2 separate regions of the Mus musculus genome follow, and region 2 is linked to region 1. A link is a loop called in an ENCODE intact Hi-C map of the cell type or tissue named here. Cell type or tissue: heart. All regions are shown on one strand.

Region 1 (5,000 bases):
ACTGTGGAGCTGGGGCTATGTATGGGTGGTGCAATACATAGGTTATAATTGTGTGGGATTTGTGCTGGGTACCTTATTGTCAACTTGACACAAGCTACAGTCACTTCAGACTTCGTATAGGAGCACACAGGAATTCACTGTCTCCTGGCTGAATGAAGTTCTTTCTTGTCCTTCTCTGGTCCCAGGTCTAGAATTCATTGCTTCTGTTCTTGTACATGAGTGTCTACTGAGTTAGCAAAATGCTGACAAAAACGTTTATCTCCTTGAAACATCTGTGTCATTAGGAAGCTGGGGTTTCCTTCTACAGAAATAGCAATATTTGATCCATACTTTTCCCCTTTGTAGAGAGCAGCATTATAGATTTAGAAATGAACAACATTGTTGAGTCTACATAGTTGGATCACAGTGTTGCTCTGAGAACCTGCCAAGCTTATTAGGACATCTTCCAATATGCTTTTGAGTAGATGTTGCAGCTATCCACAATTGGATTGCTTTTTAAATTAACTAAAGTACCAGATTCAATATGATTGATGGATTGTCATAATGTATAACAAAATTGTAAGCATATTAGGACTAGTATCAATTAAATAAAAAGAAATGTTTAATGATATGTTTTAACTATGTGTTTGTAAATGGAAGCAACAGTAAATATCCTGAATTAACTTTGACATTACCTTTGAGTGTGTTGTCTTACAGATGTGCTGGTGAAGATTTCTTGGAGACCCAGGGTTTCCATCTGTCATCTTGGGGCTCCATGTCTCATCATGGGGTTTGTGAGAGAATCACCTGTCTTTAGCTTGTATAATGATTATCCTCTTAGCAATTAATTATGTACAATTGCTACCTCTTCAGAAAAGGATTCATTGTGTTTTTTCATATTTAAATTTCTACTTAGTTTAAATTATCCTGACAAGAAACAGAAACCATCTTCTTTTTTTCTATTTCTTTAATTTGTATTTTGTTTTGTCATGTAAATTCAGCAAATAAACCTGCGACTGACATGTACAGTCGTAAGAATTTTCTAAAATTATTTAAAGAGTTGTGATTCCACAGTATCTTCTGAGCATTTATATTCATACCCACAGATGCTTTCTTGGTACCAGTGAGCATGGGTGAAGGGAATTAAAGAAGCTTGCAGCAGTGTTTAGAGACCTTGCACTGTCTTTCTTGTCTACTCCAGAAGTCTGTGTCTTTGACTCTCTGTCACGTCATGTCCAACCCACAATGGCAGGTAAGGTCAGCAGGGAGTTGTCCAGGGGACAGGAAACAATGGTAGTGTCTTTGGATATGTCTTTTGAAATGGACTTTAGTAGTTTGTTTGTTTTCTACTTTCAATTATCTCTTCCTGTTTTAATTATGGCTTTACTGCTGTGAACAGTTACCATGACAAAGACAACTCTTAAAAGGACGACGTTTAATTGGGGCTCGATTACAATTCAGAAGTTCAAGGTGCATGGCAGAGCCTAGGCTGGCATGGGGCCAGAGGAGCTGGGAGTTCTACATCTTGTTACAAAGACTGCCAGGAGAAGACTGGCGTCTAGGCAGCTAGGACAAGGATCTTAAAGCACTGTCATTCATGGAACAGAAAAGCTTCATGTCATCCTCATATAATACAGAGCTTCACCATGGGAAGGCAGCAAGAAATTAACAGCGGCCGTGAAATATATTTATTGTCAACTGAGACTCAAAAAGAATAGATTTGAGGTTGTAAACAGGCTTTAAAATTTACTCTTCACGAAGCTAAAATATTGTAAACACAATATGGCTACATAATTTAAAATCATATCACACAGATATGTGCCCCCAAGGGCCCTGATTCAGTTCGTGGCTCTTCTGGGACTCTCAGCTATGCCTGGATGTTCAAGAGTCAGAACCTCCCCCCACCCTCCACCCCAGAACTGGGACACGTCACAGACCAGGAACTCCCTAACCAGCTCTAGCCTCGGCCTCATCAAAGACTGCATTTCCCATCCCTGAGCAGACTCTTGGCTTCCCCTGAAGCCCAGCACCAGCCAGGCTGCAGAAAAGAAAAAATAGTCTAGATATTTATTCCCCGGTACGGAGCCCAAACAGGCTGTGCCCAACGGAAGTGAATAAATGGACTGACAGATTCACTGTCCAATCAGAGTCTCCATACGCGCCTGCCAGTCAGAAAAGGAGGAGGGTTCTTCCGGAAATCACATTGCAGGTTCTGCGAGAGTTTACGTGATTTTGTGTGTTGTTTTTTCACCTCAACTGCCGAGTACTGAGGGAAGCTCAGGAAGCTCTGAAGATACAGCATGGCCAGCACATCCTCACTCTCCACAAAGGTGAGGAGCGGGAGCCGCTGTGGTGGGTCCTGCTCGGGGCTGGGCGGGAACCAGCAGCTTGATGCAGCCGCGTGTGAGGTCCCTGTTAGTGTAAGCCATTCCTGGACCCAGCGGTGGCATCTGAATAACTTCCCTCTCTGGGCTGAATCTGCACAAAGCATTTGGAACAGGGTCTTGTGTATAGAAACATCCTTGATAGGATGCCAGTGGCAGGCAGGCTTGGTTCCTCTAGTAGAGTCTACAAGCTCTTCTCCTCTATCATTTTTTGTTGTGATTCATTTGGAGTTAATTTTGTCTAGTTGTAAAAGGCATCCATCTGTTGGGTGACTGAGAGCACGTTCTTTCAATATGCCTCTGTTTTTAAAGAAACAAGAAATAGATGCAATGTTAATTTTTGTACAGCTGCCCCATTAGTCTTTTAGAAAAATGTTTCTGAGACAAGCTATGTTGTCACGTGCATCCCAGTCTCATGCTCCCCAGGGCAATGACCCTGCTTTCCTTTTTATTAGACTTTCTAAGTTCGAATGTTAAATGTATGTACAAGAGCGTTTTTAAAATTACTCATTTAAGTCCTGTGATTAACTGTCCTTTGCAGTGAAAGGAAAAGTGCATTCCTGTGGAACATGTATTCTGCCTTCAGACTAGAACAGGAGGAATGGTTTACTGTGTACACAGTAGGGTGAAACAGTGTAGACCAGAGCTAGCTCACAGACTAAAGTTTAAGGAGTCATCTGCAGGAGTCACCATTGGGAAGGAGGACCTGATGGGGCAAAGTGAGTGATTGTTTTAAATTCCTCAGCATTTATTAATTCATGCATGTTTATAGAAATTGTATAGATTGGTGGGTATACAAGTTGGGGATGTTCTGTGGGATCAAACTTTGTTGATGTAATTATGTCAGCTGAGAAGCTGTGTGTGTGTCAGGTTATAGATCAGCAGCTAATATTACACATAAGGACAAGATCATACATCATCTTATTGATGGCATTTCCTTAGCAGGAAATTGCTTGTTTTTCTTGAAAGTCACTATTGTTAGCATTTGTCCCTTGTTTTATTACCACCAGCCACAATGCATGTTTCATGTAAATTAAGTCCAGGGTTCAAAAGTAGATTTGAGTTTCAGAGGTTTTTCATGTGTTCATGGTGCTTGGTAGGAAGCAGACACTAAATTGCTCTTCCAAGTTGTTTTCTTTGTGGGTTTCAGAGGTCATGGATTTCCCAAAGAGGCATGAGAGACTGCAGAGCCATAGCCACCATTCTGATCTTCTCCACCCAGAGAGATCTGTAGAGCATGGGGCCTCACTGTTTGAATGATGAGTAGTAGATTGACGGTGAGAAATATAACAGTTAAAGCCACTTTGAGTTATTTTTGTGGGAGTTTGTGGGGTTTTTTAGTTTAGTTTAGTTTTGTTTTTTAAGTTTCAATACACATGTGCTCATAGGTAACATTGTTCAAGTTCACATTTAAGGGACTATACCCTTATAAAGGATCCCTACAACCAATGCCCTATTGGTCATAAAACAGCACAGAACGACAGCTTAAGCAATGTCCTGTTGACTCTTTCTCCTTTCTGATTTTAATCTCTTACAACATTGCCATTTGTCAGATTGGTGTGAGAGCTTCAGCCATCTTGTGTACAGTACAGGTTGAAATTGAAAATGTGGGAGGGAAAGCACAGAATCTAGCATCAGCATTCAAGTTCAAAGTGTTTTTATAATGTCTTGTAGTTGGTGTTTGGGGAAGCAAAAGTGAGTGCCAGCTTTTACACCAGAGTGGCCAGATTGATGAGAAGCAAATAGCTAGTACAGCAGACTGTAAGAATCCAGAAAGTTGTTCTATTTGGATGCAAGGAGAACTTTCTGCCCATGAGTCACAGTGGATCAAAAAGTTAAAATGAGGTTAAGAAATAGACTGAATTGCTTTTGTTTGAATTTAAATAATGGCAATAAATGATCATTGAGCAAAAATGTAATACTTTAGACAAGTGACCCATTTCAATTCTTCAGAGTAAATAACCAGGCTTATGTCGTCACACATTTTTGATTAGGAGAATATGTTTATAAATGTTTAAGAGTTGTTTTGTCATTTTGTTCATTTATTTAATTTATTTTTTATGTATACAGTGTTTTGCCTGCATGTATTCCTGCAAGCCAGTAGAGGGCACCTAATCTTATTATACATGACTGTGACCCACCATGTGGTTGCTAGAAATTGAACTCAGGACTTTTGGAAGAGCAGCCAGTTCTCTTCAACTCTGAGGCATCTCTCCAACATAACATTTAAGATTTTTACACAGGAGTTCCTGTTTAATGTTTGGTATAATTGTAATATCAATACCCTATAATATTATCTATGCATTTTTATTTTTGAATAGTTAATCAAACATTAATTTTTCTTAAAGAGAAGCAAGAGTGGTTGTTTAGAATTAAGTGTGCATTTTCTCTTCTAATTCCACAGTCCAACATAATGGAAGACATCACAAAACAATGACCTGTGTCTGTTTCCTGATATATATATATATATATACATACATACATACATATGTATGTATGTATGTATGTATGTATGTATATGTACATATACATATACACATATACATACATATTTCATATTGTCGAGTAAAAATATGATTTTACAGGTCTCCACTGTGTGTAGGGGTGGGCTTGGCATGAACGCTTTTGTGATGCTCA
Region 2 (5,000 bases), 60 kb before region 1:
CTGAGTTTCATTCCTACCACTGCCGATGTAGAGAGACATGCATGCGTGTGTATCAAATGTCTGTATGTAGTCTAGGGGTTCCCACCCTCCTCCTTTTCCTCTCCTTTCACTTAGAATAGGTCTAAACCAATAACCAGACCACAGCAAGGAAGCATGGATAGTTACTGTTTCTAGAACCCCGTGTTGAACAGAATACCTAATTTGATACTGTAAAGTGTATTCATTAAGAAACTTCTGGACCTTTCTTGGAGAGTGAAATTATTAGAAAGGTACCAGGGACAGATACAAGGTGACTGTTTTATACAGTCCATCTAATTGCCCTTAAGTTTATTTGTTGGTTTTTTCAAATTTTTTAAAATTCACTTTATATCTTTATGGTTGTCTTTTCCCCATCTCCCCCTCTCACAGTTCCTCCACCTCACTCCTTCTTCTCTAAGTGGAGGCCCTCCCAACCCTGGCACATTAAGTCTCTGCAGGGTTAGATAGTTCCTACTGAAGCCAAACAAGACAGCCAAGTTAGGGGAACAGATTCCACAGACAAGTAACAGCTTTTGGGATAGCCCCTGTTCCAGTTACTCAGGACCCAACATGAAGACTGAGCTGCACATTTGCCTGGGGGTGGAGGGTTTGGGGGTGTGTTGAGGGGCTCATCCGTGTATGGTTTTTGGTTGGTGGTTCAATCTGAGAGGTCCCTAGCGTCCAGGTTAGTTAACTGTGAGTCTTCCTATGGAGTTCCTATACCCTTAGGGGCCCTCAGTCCTTCCCCCAACTCTTCCATAAGAGTCCCAGAGCTTCATCCAGGTGGAGCCTCTCAGAGGACAGCCATGCTAGGCTCCTGTTATGTGCGTCCTTTTGGGTCTGGGTTACCTTTCTCAGAATGATGTCTTCAGGGTTCATTCTTTTGCCTACAAAATTCTTGATGTCTTTGTTTTTAATAACTGAATAGCATTCCATTGTTTAGATAGATGTAGCACATTTTCTTTATCCATTCTTCAGTTGAGGGCCATCTAGGTTGTTTCCAGTTTCTGGCTATTAAAAATAAAGCTGCTATGAACATAATTGAGCAAGTGTCCCTGTGGTATAGTGGGGCATCTTTTGGGTATATGCCCAGGAGTGGTATAGCTGGGTCTTGAAGTAGATGGACAGGGCTGTGTTTAAGAAAGGTTAGTAATAGAGTTTGAGACTCTTACCAGTTAGGTTCGTTCAGCGTGTACTCTGAAATTTGGGGTTTTCAGCTCAGTGCTGACCCATGCATAAACACTGCCTAGTTTGTCCATCCTAAGCCTCCTGTTAACTCAGAAGGCATAGGTATACAGGCAGCTTCTGAGATCTTTGTTCACGCCTAGCCAGAGTCTTCTGCGATGCTTAACTCAGGCAATGACTGAAAGTTTTTCAGATCTGTTTACTTTGAGAATGGAGTTAACATAGCAATTTTCCTTTGCTCTGACAGCTTTGGTGTTTCCTTCATGTTCCAACATTTTGGATGTTAGTTTGCTTTCCTGAGAACACTATTAAAGAACCATAGCATAGTTAAATTTTAATTGCCTCGCATTGCCAGAATGAACCTGTTTTTGTTACTGGCCTGATCTGTTTCTACTTAGGAGGAATAATGATTAACAGTCAGTGTTATGCAAATAATTTTATGATGTCGCAGCATTGGGAAGTTGAGAACCACTGCTGTAGGGGATGGATATCTCAAGCTGGGTCACCATTACTTTGCTAGGCATTGTACTATTGAATGAAGGAAAAATAGATAACAAACCAAGTGCCAGACAGATTTAAGTTGTAGACTCAATTTGAACCACAAAACAATTATTTTTAGTAATAGTAACTTACAGAAACGCAGTGCGAGAACAGTTAATTTGTAATTTGTAACAGTTAATTTTTAGTTGAAAGGTTCATTTAAACATAGTTGTTAACTTTGCTTGTTTGGTTTTTGTTTTAATCTAATTGTCAGTGTTTTACAGAAGGAATGAAACTAGATGAGAACACTTACAATAGAAACAGTTAGAATAGCCATGTCCCAGAAAACAGCATAAAACCCATTGTTCCTTATCACTTCTTAAAAATGTTATTAAGATCAGATCTGTTTTAAGAAACTGGTTTTAAGTATAGATAATCAAATTCTGGTTGTATACATTATTTCATCAAAATGTTTTCTCTTTAGAAAAACTTAAGTATGTATCTAATTATAGCCAACTAAATTATACATATATTTCCTTCTATAAGCTTTGTTGTGGAGGCTGAAGAGGTGGCTCAGCTGTTAAGAGCACTGGCTGCTCTGTTCTTTTAGAAGTCCTGAGTAATATTTAACAACCACGTGGTTTACTGACTTATGGTCATCAATATTGGGATCTTCTGATGTGTGGGTGTACATGCAGACAAAGAATATATATACACACATATATATGTGTGTATATATATGTATATATATTTAAACAAACATTTAAGAATTCATTTTGTGTAATCCTGTGTTACATTCTTATTTTTCATCATTTTCCTTACCAAACGGTATATTTTCTTTATAACCATTTATTTTTCTTTCTTCCTTAGTTCTTTCTTTAAATTTACATTTTGAAGTATTGCTTACACATTTAGTGAATTTGGACAAAATTATATTTTAACACCAAAATAACTCACTTTACATCTTTTTCTAGATTTCTGATTAAAATGTAGCCACTTTCTCTTTGTAGTCTTTGCCATTAAATTGAATGTCATTTAGAATTTTTAACTGTCACTTCTTAGTAAGGACCCGTGAAAAGAGCTATTTAAAATTTATTCTTATACCAAGTTTATAAAAGCTCATTAATGTGAACATGTATCTTCCTTTCATAGAAATTAAGGAGCCAAGATTACTTGAATATGTATTTAGCCATTGATACTTTAGTATTTCAATTTAAAGCTGACTCAAATATTTTACCTCTATTACTTTATTTTTTTCAGATGAAGCAGTTCTTTTAGCACAGTGGTTTTTAATGTCCCACTCCCACCCTCTCTTTCTCCTTGTTCTCAAGTAAACATTTTGACTTTTACATTCCAGTTAGGTCTACTTGAAACAGAAAACTCCAGCTGACCTTAAATAACAAAAGAGTCAGCAGAAGAAAAAGAAAAGCTGTTTATGTGATTACCCTACAAATTGTAGTTTAAGTAATGTCTTAGAGGTGTTCATGGTCAAGCAGAACACTAAATTAGATGATGGAAACAAAAAATAATTTACTAGAAAAAGAGTAACTAACATAACAACAAGTCGAATGATTTAAAAACTTGCAGGAGAAATCCTTTCAAAAAAGGATGCCTTTGGGAACTGCCAGCAAAGCTACACATGCTGGGGGCACCAAAGCCATGAGCAGTTTACCTAAGAACCCTTCCTTTCTTTTTCACTTGCTTAGTCAGCGTGCAAACTCCTCAGCATCTCTGGTAAGGTAAACCTTGTCTTTTCTTATCAGTCTGTGTCTACTATAAACTTCCAGGTTCCCACCCACTGGACCTAAGTCTTATTTAATTAACCTGTTTATTCTAGTCCATGCCCTACCTCCCCATTACCTCTCTCTCAGTCCCTGAACCTTGGTGTCATGCTCTCTCATCTGATTCTTCCCACAGAGCCTCTCTTTGCCAGAAGTCCCGCCTTTCCTCTCCTGCCTCAGCTGTTGGTCATCAGCTCTTTATTAAATCATAAAAACAATACCAGAGACCCGAACAGTGCTCAGCAGCTCTCTGCTGGTACAAAAATCAACATTTGAATAAAACAAAGACAACTTTTACACAGTGCACAAAAAACTTACCCCAATAAATGAAAACCACAGTAAGTGTGGCTTTCTCATTTATAAAGGTATGTTGAATAAGCTCTAAGATATAGTCCTGCAAAGATTGAAGAATAGAGCGAGAGAGTTATGTAGAAAGCATTTCATCATCCTAGTAAGGCCAGAAATTAGCAGGTAGAATGTCCTTTGGAGACTGAAGTAGTAGAGACAAGAAGTTTGCGGTCACTGGGTAGGACACAAATTTAGCACTGGTATTCCACAATATTACATACTCCCATTGAACGTGAGAGTCATGTTGTGGAAGTGGAAAGGAGAATTAAAACAACATCTACTCTGTAACTTTTTTTTTTTTTTTTTTAACACTTAAAGCTAATCTAGGCGTTTTAGGTTACCAGAGGCCAAATCAGTGTCAGCCGTCGGGACTCAGTTAAAGAATTAAACCTGAAGCTGCTTTCAATCAGAGTCCAGTTGTAGGTAAAATCAAGTTCCATTTGATGTTAGCACTAAAGTCCCTATGACCTATGATGATTGTCCACTAGCCCAGATGCCCCAGCTTCTCCGGGCTTCCAGCATTTTTTCCTAAGTGATCCCTCTCACCTTCAAAACAAGTTGAGTCCTTCTGGAAAAATGGGATTTCTTTTCTAGTTTTTGCCTTTAAAGGAGTTTATGTGATTAACTCAGGCCTACCTCTATAATCTCACCTTTGTAGAGCTGACGATTTAGAGTTTTAGTTGCAACCATAAAGTCTTTCTGGTTAGTCTACTAGTGTTTGATGAAATAACTAGAGGATGTTCTTGGAGAAGAATCGTGGTATGATGGTAAATGCCTGTGAAATAACAAATATTTGAAAAGCTGGGCTGCTTACTACTAGAGGTAGCAAGTTTTGCACCAGCCAGGGCAATCCATAGAGACTCCTTGAAAATAGCAAAGCACAAGGACTATAGATGACAGCTCATAGATAAACACTGAATGAGCTATAGGTGCCGTTTAGCAATGCATGCCCAAAGTTCAAAGCCTTGCATTCATAAATGTGTGCTTGCAAATACTCACAAGAAACCGAATTTAGAAAAAAATATCCATGAAGAGCCAGCTTGTTTTTTCCTTTGTTAATCACTGATCTATGGAGTGACTGTTTCCATTTTTGTTGTGGCCTCCAGGATACAACTTTATTCAGTGTAGAATGCCTTTAAGTCTATCCATATCATTCCCATATGCTCCCTCAAGCAACTTTCCATATAA

Evidence for each region. Hi-C counts contacts between places; a loop is a spot of excess contacts. Peaks named below come from ENCODE experiments on the same cell type or tissue, not always from the same donor. Only the 100,000 strongest peaks of a DNase experiment are listed, where the experiment ranks them.
Region 2: a loop joins it to region 1, with 2.6 times the contacts of the local background. A loop is called at or near these places in 5 of 42 quality-filtered maps.

Annotation. Positions count from the first base shown.
Region 1 is chr5:104,569,463-104,574,462 of GRCm38, forward strand. Zfp33b (zinc finger protein 33B) reads left to right here and starts at 2,210. Exons shown (of 3, transcript NM_001346671.1): 1 at 2,210-2,309. The coding sequence starts at 2,280. In heart, no CTCF peak of the experiment used is centred here; a DNase peak (open chromatin) is centred at 2,109; H3K4me3 peaks cover 1,547 bases; H3K27ac peaks cover 781 bases.
Region 2 is chr5:104,509,853-104,514,852 of GRCm38, forward strand. All of the region lies in intron 1 of Thoc2l (THO complex subunit 2-like), which reads left to right. Among named protein-coding and RNA genes, the nearest start is that of Thoc2l, 4.0 kb to the left of the region's middle. In heart, no CTCF peak of the experiment used is centred here; no DNase peak of the experiment used is centred here.